Linked DNA regions of Mus musculus: regions 2 and 3 are each linked to region 1. The links are chromatin contacts, found by Hi-C or POLR2A ChIA-PET in ENCODE. All regions are on one chromosome and are shown on one strand. The core of a region is the stretch at or near the end of the contact, and the rest is flanking DNA. Distances in the headings are between cores, read along the strand shown.

Evidence for each region. Hi-C counts contacts between places; a loop is a spot of excess contacts on that map. ChIA-PET counts read pairs that join two places held with the same protein, here RNA polymerase II (POLR2A).
Region 2: a map of mouse trophoblast stem cell shows a loop between it and region 1 (3-fold over the local background). The contact joins the enhancer-like site here to the promoter of Foxc2 in region 1. A Hi-C loop is called at or near these places in 1 of 37 maps with a recorded cell type or tissue (mouse trophoblast stem cell). POLR2A ChIA-PET finds 5 or more read pairs at or near these places in 1 of 5 experiments (embryonic stem cell).
Region 3: a loop to region 1 is called in a map of left cerebral cortex, with 4 times the contacts of the local background. The contact joins the promoter of Fbxo31 here to the promoter of Foxc2 in region 1. A Hi-C loop is called at or near these places in 2 of 37 maps with a recorded cell type or tissue (left cerebral cortex and v-Abl transformed pro-B cells). POLR2A ChIA-PET finds 5 or more read pairs at or near these places in 2 of 5 experiments (Patski and embryonic stem cell).

What each region holds. Positions count from the first base shown.
Region 1 is chr8:121,114,894-121,117,749 of GRCm38, reverse strand. Foxc2 (forkhead box C2) reads right to left here and starts at 1,579. Exons shown (of 1, transcript NM_013519.2): 1 at 1-1,579. The coding sequence starts at 1,135.
Region 2 is chr8:121,373,617-121,376,316 of GRCm38, reverse strand. No RefSeq gene overlaps it. Among named protein-coding and RNA genes, the nearest start is that of Gm26747, 44 kb to the left of the region's middle. Within about 2 kb of position 1,381, at least 1 of the 3 ENCODE cell types and tissues checked has a DNase peak (open chromatin) inside an H3K27ac peak, as active enhancers do.
Region 3 is chr8:121,577,548-121,580,429 of GRCm38, reverse strand. It overlaps Fbxo31 (F-box protein 31), which reads left to right and starts at 1,624. Exons shown (of 9, transcript NM_133765.4): 1 at 1,624-1,972. The coding sequence starts at 1,675. It overlaps n-TMcat17 (a tRNA gene), which reads left to right and starts at 1,129; the gene lies at 1,129-1,201.

The DNA.
Region 1 (2,856 bases), core at 330-2,829:
CCTCCTGACCCGCTGCGAGGTTGAGGGCGCCGAGCGGGGAGCCGGGGCCGCTCGGGTGGTCCGACAGAGCCTCGTCCAGCGCGGGCGGAACGCACACGTGCGCGGGCCGCTCGGCCCCGGTGTACAGACTCATAGCCCGCATACTGCACTGGTAGCCCGCGGAGCCCGCAGCCTCCAGGCCCTGCGCGCACGGCTGCGTGTAAGCGGCGGGTGGCGCTGCGGCGTATGGCAGTGCCAGCGGTGGCACCACCAGGCCGGCGCGCGCGGCCGCTGGGCTCAGATCGCCGCCCGGAGGCGACGTGCGCAGCGTCATGATGGTCTCCACGCTGAAGCCGGGCAGCCCGTTAGGCGCCGCGGCGTGGTGCTCCGGCAGCGAGCCGTCTGGGGAACCTGCGGGCGTGGAGGATGCGCTGCGCGGACTGGCCTGCAGCGCTCCCTCGGGGCTCAGCGTCTCCACCTTGGTGATGACCGGCAGCGCGGGGGACGCCGCCTCGCTCTTAACCACGACTTTCTTCTCGGCCTCCTTGGGCCCGTCAGCTACCGGGGTCCCTGTCGGAGCGCCCTTGGCCGTGGTCGAGGGCGGCTCCTTGAGGTGGGCCCGCTCCTCCTTGTCCTTGGGCACATCCTTCTTCTTGAAGCGCCGCCGCCGCCGCAGGAAGCTGCCATTCTCGAACATGTTGTAGGAGTCCGGGTCGAGCGTCCAGTAGCTGCCCTTGCCCGGCTTCTTGTCGTCGCGCGGCACTTTCACGAAGCACTCATTGAGTGACAGGTTGTGGCGGATGCTGTTCTGCCAGCCCTGCTTGTTCTCGCGGTAGAAGGGGAAACGGTCCATGATGAACTGGTAGATGCCGTTCAGAGTGATCTTCTTCTCTGGCGCGTTCTGGATCGCCATGGTGATGAGCGCTATATAGCTGTAGGGCGGCTTCACCAGGTCCTTGGGCGCCGCGGGCTGGTGGTGGTAGGGCGCGTAGGAGCGGCCCATGCCGGCGCCGTACTGCTCCGGGTGGCCGGAGTAGACGCCCATGGGGCTGGCCATGCCGCCGTAGCTGCCGGCCGCCCGGTAGTAGTTTTGCTCACTCAAATAGGGTACCACTCCCAGGGCGTTGGGGTCCGATACCGAGTAACGCGCCTGCATGCTGCGTCCCAGACGCCCGGTCGCCGCCTGCGCGCACCGACTGCGGCCCGCGGCGAGCGAGGCCCGGAGCAGGAGAGCAGGAAGGGACGGAGCGATGCAGGCAGCCCCGACTCGGGGCAGCCTCGCGGTCCACGCGCGGAAGACGCCGGCGCTCGGGTTCAGCCGACCGGGCGGATCGGCATCCTGAAGGGTGCACGGCAGGCGGCCCCGCTGGCCGCGCACTCTCGGCTTGGCGGGTGGCAGCCCTGAGCTGGCGGCACAGACGCCACGCGCGACCGTGGAGCGACACCAGCCCTTCCGAGTGCTAGAAAAGGAGACAGCGGCTCTCGGGGCCCCGCCAGGAGAACTGCAGCCCGCAGCGTCAGCGAGCTAGGGTCCGGAGAGGCTGCGCGGCCGAGCCCGGAAAAAGAAGCAAAGTCCCTTTTAGGGATTGGGAAAAGTTTCAAAAGTCTTCTGGCTCAAAGCGAGTTTTTACTTTCTTCAGGCCGCGCCCCCTCCAGGAAGTTTGCACCAATCATCTGGCAGCTGCGAGAAGGATGGCACCAATCAAAACGAGGAGCGCCTGAATCCGTCGGCTCTAAGACCCAGATGCTCTTAGCCAGATCTCCCCCCCCCCCAGCTCAAGTTAACTTGAGGACTTTTAAAAATGAGTTACATCTTATAAAATTTTATTTTATTATCACATTTTGTTTAACGAGACCACGTGTCCAGAGCAAAAATTAAAAACCCTGTTCCTTTGGAAAATAAAAAGAAGTTTAGTTTGAAATATAACATCGAATTGATGAAGTTGGGCAGAGATTTGCCCCCAAGACCTTGTAAGTAGGAAAGAGCCTGGAGATTTTTTTTTTATTATTATTAATGGATGAAGAGGCGAATAATTAGATTTCTTAATTATCGGGGCCTAGTTGTAATGGGTTCAGAGCAAACGGACTGAGCGTGTAGGGCCTGTTGAATGCAGTGATGGATAATTCACAGGACGCTTCCAGGTTGAGGAAGAGCCCACAAAGGAGGCCGGGTTGGAGAATTCGGTTCCTCTCCCCTTCACGACGGGGTCGGGCTGGGAGGGAAGGCTTAGTGGGAATGCCAAACTGGGAAGGTAACACCTAAGGAACCATTGGTCCTTCGTCTTCGCTGCTACTTAGGTGATCCATCTGAGTCCTCCAAACAATTTCGTGGGGTTCAGGGAAGCGCGTGAACCCAACTGTTGCTTTCCTGGTCTCCTCTCCCGCATAGACGAGGGCTAGCTTTCCCTGCCATCCATCCCGGCCTCTCCCTTCTCCCCACCTATGAAAGCGCTGTCTGGAGGTTAGGACAAGGCAGCCAGCCCCCGGGAGCTGGTGTCCCCGTTCGGCGTGGGGAGCTCCAAGCCTGCACTCCATCGCCGGCTTCGTCACTGGAAACGCAAAGGAGCGCGGCACTGTGTAGCCTCGGACCCGCTTCCCTAGCTGTTGCCGGGGCCCGGCGTGGGTCCCACTCCGCGGTCAGCATCTTTGGGATCCTGTAAATTGACTGTATTTCAGGCTGTTTGTTTTACTGAGTTTTGATAAGGTGAGCTGAGGACCAGGGGCTCCTTAGAGGGCCTGGTAACTGAAGGACTTTTTTTTTTTTTAATTTTATGCCAACCTTGACGCACAGCGACTCGGAGTTCCCCGACCTTCAAGCGTGCTCCTTCCCTCTAGGAATCCCGGGGACAGTTTGTTTATTTGTGGACTGGTATTTAT
Region 2 (2,700 bases), core at 132-2,631, 260 kb before region 1:
TCTCTCAGAGAGGAGGCCCAGGCTGACACGTCCTGCCCCCAGCTAGCTCTGCTAGGGCCCTAGAGTGCGTCATCGCACTGGGCTGGCTGCCCAGGCCACTGGGGCTGATGGTAGGGAGAACCTGCCTGGGTCATCTTTCTGCTCACAGGACAGAAAGTGCCTTGTGAGCGTTACAGGAAGAAAGAGCATGGCTATGTCTCAATAAAACTTTATTTATAAAATCAAGTGCTCTGCCAGGTTTATGCTAAATGCTGTGTGTGATTTGCTGGCATGGCTTGGAATATTTTCTAGACAGAGGACCCATGGTGCATAGAGCCCAGACATGGGGTTTTGGGCATCAGCACCTCCTCTTGCTGTATTCTTTTCATCTCGCCACATTTGGGGGTGTGGAGGCTAGCTCAGACTTCATTCCGGAATTTTTCCTCAAGAATCCTGACCACATTGGGCTGGAAAAATGACATGGATGAGACCCAAGTGGGACTGCTCAGGACAGAGCCCTGGGGCAAGCCTCTGTGACAAAAGTCTTTCCTGTCTGGGATCAGTCCTCGGGATCAGCCTCACTTCTTCCACATTTGTCAGCTTCTGTTGTTTTTGTTTATTTAGTTGTTTGTTTTTGCCCCAGGCATCTTAAGAAGGGTCCATTTTGGTTAAAGGTTCTTCCATACAATTGAAGTGTTAATTCTTGGGTTGGGGAAGATAGCTCACTTCACTTCACAAGCCTGGAGGACCCGAGTTCAGATCCCCAGGGCCCGTATACAAAGTCAAACGTGGTGGAGCTCACTCAGTTAGACCAGCTGGTCTAACACACAAACATGTGCATGCACACACACAAGTGTGGAATCTTTGTCTCTAAGTGGCTGGCTCTGAGGCCTCCCTGGATGAAGGATTGCAAGGATGATGATGGTGGTGGTGGTGGTGATGATTTTACACAGTGGGCTGTCATCTGCCCTTTCAAGGCTCTGGCTTGGTCCTGTCTGTCATCTACCTCCCCTAGATGTCCCAAATCCCACACCACCTCTCGGGCTTCCAAATCAGAGTCGCAAACCCTACATTTGAATTTAGTATTTGAAAATTTACCCCAATCTTTCTTTTTCTTCCACGAGAGTTGACTTTTGAAGACTTGGAAAGAAACACTTTTTTTTTTTTTTTTTTGAGGCGCAGCCTTAACAAAGACATACAATTAAAGCAGCTCTGACCTCGGCTGCAGCAGGTTTCCACCTGTTGGGAGCAGGAAATGTGCTTCTCAGCGGGAAAGCAGCTCCCTGCTCTGGTGGCCCGGAATCCCCAGCCCGCTGCATTCTTGGGGCTGCGCTGTTTGGCAGACCTCTTGCTGACGGTCAGCTGACAGATGGCGAGGCTGAGGCTGAGCAGCTGAGTGGAATGGAAGGGGAGCCAGCCCTGGGGCTGTGTCATCAGAGATAGCAAGTCCCTCTGCTCTGTGGAAAGTGCCCAGGACTCTGGAGGGCTCTCAGACATGGGTGCACAGGGGTGTCCCCTGTTTTTTTGTTTTTGTTTTTTAAAGATTTATTGGTGTGGGCATATGCCTGTATGCACACGCATGCCTGTGCCTGCTTGCACGTGTGTGTGAAAGCCATGTACAGTTGGATGACTGCAAGGTCCAGAAGCAAGCGTCAGACCTGGAGCTGCCGGTGATCGCGAGCCTCCGAGTGGGTGCTGAAAACATAACCCAGGTCCTCTGCAAGAGCAGCAAGTGCTCTTGAACACTGGGCTCACGGTGGGAGTTGAGAGCCTTCTTAGTCACTATATACTTCCGGCTCATCTGGTAAAAGGGATAACAGGGGAAGAGAAGCTGAGGGGAGATTGTCGGGGGGCAGAGCGCCCCCTGTGGAACAGTGGGGTATTGCATCCCTTAGGGAAGATGGGGCTTCCTGGTGGCCTTGTCTCCCTTTCCTTTCCTTTGGCTAACTAGGTTAGCCCGTGGTTTGCAACCTGGCTTCATATTTTACTGAGAGACATGGAGAAGCCACCAAAGGTGTCTCAGCTTCCTCAGCTGTGACTCCCTGGGAGATGAGATACCCCCAGCACCGTGCCTCCCCAGGTTGTCTGTCTCTGGGGCTTGGAGAGATGTCACGCCTAGGTGACAGTCCCAGCAGAAGCTCAGAAAGCAGCACCTTCGCAGGCTGGAGGTTATTTTTATTAGAAATGTTGTGGTTGTTACTGAGGGAAAGGAGGCAGGCACCCCACACCCTTCCCAGGGTGACGTCACTGTCTGAAAACAGCCATGGTGGACTCGGGGGTCAGCAGGGGTCACAGAGTAATCTCACTGGTCGCCCGGTGTCCCAGGCTGGCCCTGGTGCTGACTCAGGAGCTCCAGGCCCCATATTCCAGTGGAATTGCTGACTCCCTTGGCTGGAGAACAGGGATGCCACTGCCCTGCCTTTTGCTCCACTCATTTGTCAGTCATCAGTCTCAGAGACTGGGAGCATGGTCTGTCCCAGCCAACTAAAGCTCCCAGGCACGTGTGCCACCAACCTCTGTAGGGACCTGGGCTGTCCCTGGATCTCACTAAGCTTCAGTTTCCATACCTGTCAGAGAAGAATGTTGACCTGACTCTTAAAGTTAGAGCCATGAGGCACCTGATATTTTTATTGTTGTTGCTTGGTTCTGTTTTGTTTTGTTCTGTTTTGTTTTGTTTTGTTTTTTTCCCGACAGGGTTTCTCTGTGTAGCCCTGGCTGTCC
Region 3 (2,882 bases), core at 375-2,874, 460 kb before region 1:
CTGTGTTCTTCAGGGCACACTCCCGCTCCCTCCCGTCCCCAATCCAGTGAGGTGATGGACCAAATGGAGGTGAGACAGAAGCCAGGGCTAGAATGTGAGAAATGTGACCTGGGCAGTCAGAGAGGCCAGGAGGTCAGGGAATAGCTTACAGTGAATGAGCAATGCGGAACTCGCCAGCATTTTGTTTACAGCATCTACACACACACACACACACACACACACACACACACCCCTCTCACAGTTGTTCAGTGAAGGCTGATTGACAGCCCATGAATGATAGACCAGAAGGGTTCATCTTGGAGCAGACAGTCTAGGGTCTCAGCCACATGCCCACAAAGAGCTTACCCTCCCCCGTGGGCATTAACACACGGGGACAAGAGGCAGCGTGTGCTCAGCTACACTTTTACACGATGTTAATATTATCAGGTAATTTAAGTCTTTTTTGTTTTGTTTTGTTTTGTTTTTTACATGAAATCTTGCCGCATAGCTCAGGTTGTCCTGAAAAGTCCCCACCCTCCTGACTCATCTCCCTAAGGTCTAGGATTACAGGCCACCAAGTGGAGCCTTTGCTTAATGCTATTGTTAATCAATCAACGAATGCATTAGGTAATATCTGTTTGCTTGTTGGGATAATTTACTGAGCGGACTGCTAGGAGGCACAGGGTCTCACGTAGCCCAGGCTGGCCGTAAAGTCACTAAGTAGCCAAGAGTGACCTTGTAATTCTGATCCTCCTGCCTTGATCCCCTAGCCCCAAGTTGGGATGAGAGACCGCCACGCAAACGGTTAATTTTAATAATAAAAAATAGGCGATATTGTTATATAGGGTCATTAAGGGCAGAGCTGCGGAGGATACCCCAGACTACTCTTTTCCTGAGAGGGAAGTTTCTAGACGCCTTGTGCTGCGCGGGGCAATGTGAGCTGGAGAGCAGGTTTGGGGACACCAGGAACTCCCACCTCACTGAGCACCAGACCTTTCCTTTTGCAACCAAGGTAATCTTGGCAAGTTAGTTTAGATGTAGTGTTGCTAGGCGACGGTAGCTTTGGTTTATGGTTTCCCTTGCCAGATTTTGTTCATGGCGAGGCCACCACCTGTGCAAAGGCCCTGGCAGCGAGCTTGCTGCTAAGGAGCCTCGTTAGCGCAGTAGGTAGCGCGTCAGTCTCATAATCTGAAGGTCGTGAGTTCGATCCTCACACGGGGCATCCTGCATTGTTTTCTTGCTTAAGGTAAAACCCCTTCGTTCTACCCTGTAAACGGGGTCAGAGGTGGGACTTGTGGGAGGGGTGTGGTCATGCTAGGAGCGGGGCTTTCCGGAGCTGAACCCGGCGACCCTCTTTTAGTGAGCAGCTGGGCGTCCTAAGTTTCTAGCCAAACGTTTTGGGGGCGGAGCCTGGAAATAGGGTGTGGCTCCATACAAGGGCGTGGACCTAACACGTAGGGCGGGGCCTACTGCTCAAGGGGCGGGGCGAAGCGTCTGGGTGGGGCTTGGAAGGGTGGGAGCGTCTAGGGGCGGGGCGAGTCTTCATGGGGGCGTGTGAGGGGTTGGGGTCGGAGGGCGTGGTCACGCTTGGGGTGGAGCTTGAGGAGCCTGCAAGCGGGACTACGGCTGCCTGGCCGCCTGCGCAGAGCGCTGTGCGTGCGCGTCCGCGTGCGCGCCTCCGCGGTGGTGACGGGCATGGCGGTGTGTGCTCGGCTCTGCGGCGTGGGCCCCGCGCGTGGGTGCCGCCGCCGCCAGCAGCGCCGCGGCCCGGCCGAGACTGCGGCGGCGGACAGTGAGGCGGACACGGACCCCGAGGAGGAGCGCATCGAGGCGGGGCCGGCGCGTTGCTCTCTGCTGGAGCTCCCGCCTGAGCTGCTCGTGGAGATCTTCGCGTCGCTGCCCGGCACCGACCTGCCCAGCCTGGCTCAGGTCTGCAGCAGGTTCCGCCGAATCTTGCACACGGACACCATCTGGAGACGGCGCTGCCGCGAGGGTGAGCGGGTGCATCCCCTAGTACGGACACTTGGCCGAGGCAGGAGCATGGTGTGGAGTTCCAAACCAGGCCTGCTGCAGAGTGAGAAAACCAGACAGCTAGCAGGCCAGGGCTGCAGAGTGAGATCCTGTTTTTAAAAATGTCAGACCCCGTCCCCCTAAACCAAACCTACAGCCCACCCTCCCGGTGCAGGAATAATGAGGACGCAAAGCGGCCACAGTCCCATTTGAAGGCCTTACGTCCGTGTACATACATCACGGTACTCAGCCTGAATGGCTTGTTGGTGTGTGTGTGTGTGTGTGTGTGTGTGTCCTGGAGGCTTGCTGTTCCGTGAAGGGAACATCAGGGATTCCACTGCCTGCATGTCACACAGGCTAGTGCTCTGACTGTGTGTGGGCTTCAGCCTTTTCTGTCTTCTGGCCACAGCACGCCGGAGACTGCTTTGTGCATTTTGTAGAAATGCAGGGGATTTACATCTATCTTGTGAAAACCTCTGGGGTGGTTCATCTTCGTGAGCCTGCACTTCTCCAAGTGGGATTGTGGGATGGCAGGCTGTGTGAGGAAGCGGTTTCCCCAGGTCCTCCCTGCTGCAGGGTTCTTGTGTAATTTCACGGTTGACATCAGGGTTCTGGCTTGTCTCCCCTTACCTTCGCACTGTGGGAAGTTGGGGTAATCTTACCCCACGTCTGAGTGGGATTGTGACTTGGGTAGGGGCTTTTATAATAAGTATGCAAAGCCTTCAGTCCTGAACATGACTGGTATGTCTGTTGGCCCAATGTAACGTCCTGTTTGTCTTTTGTCTTGTTTTCTTGTATAAGATCCTCAGTAGTAACCTTTAGTCGCACAGGATGGGTGATGTTTGTTTTCAGCTTCTGTCTGAGCACTGTTCTTTCTTTTTTACAAATTACTC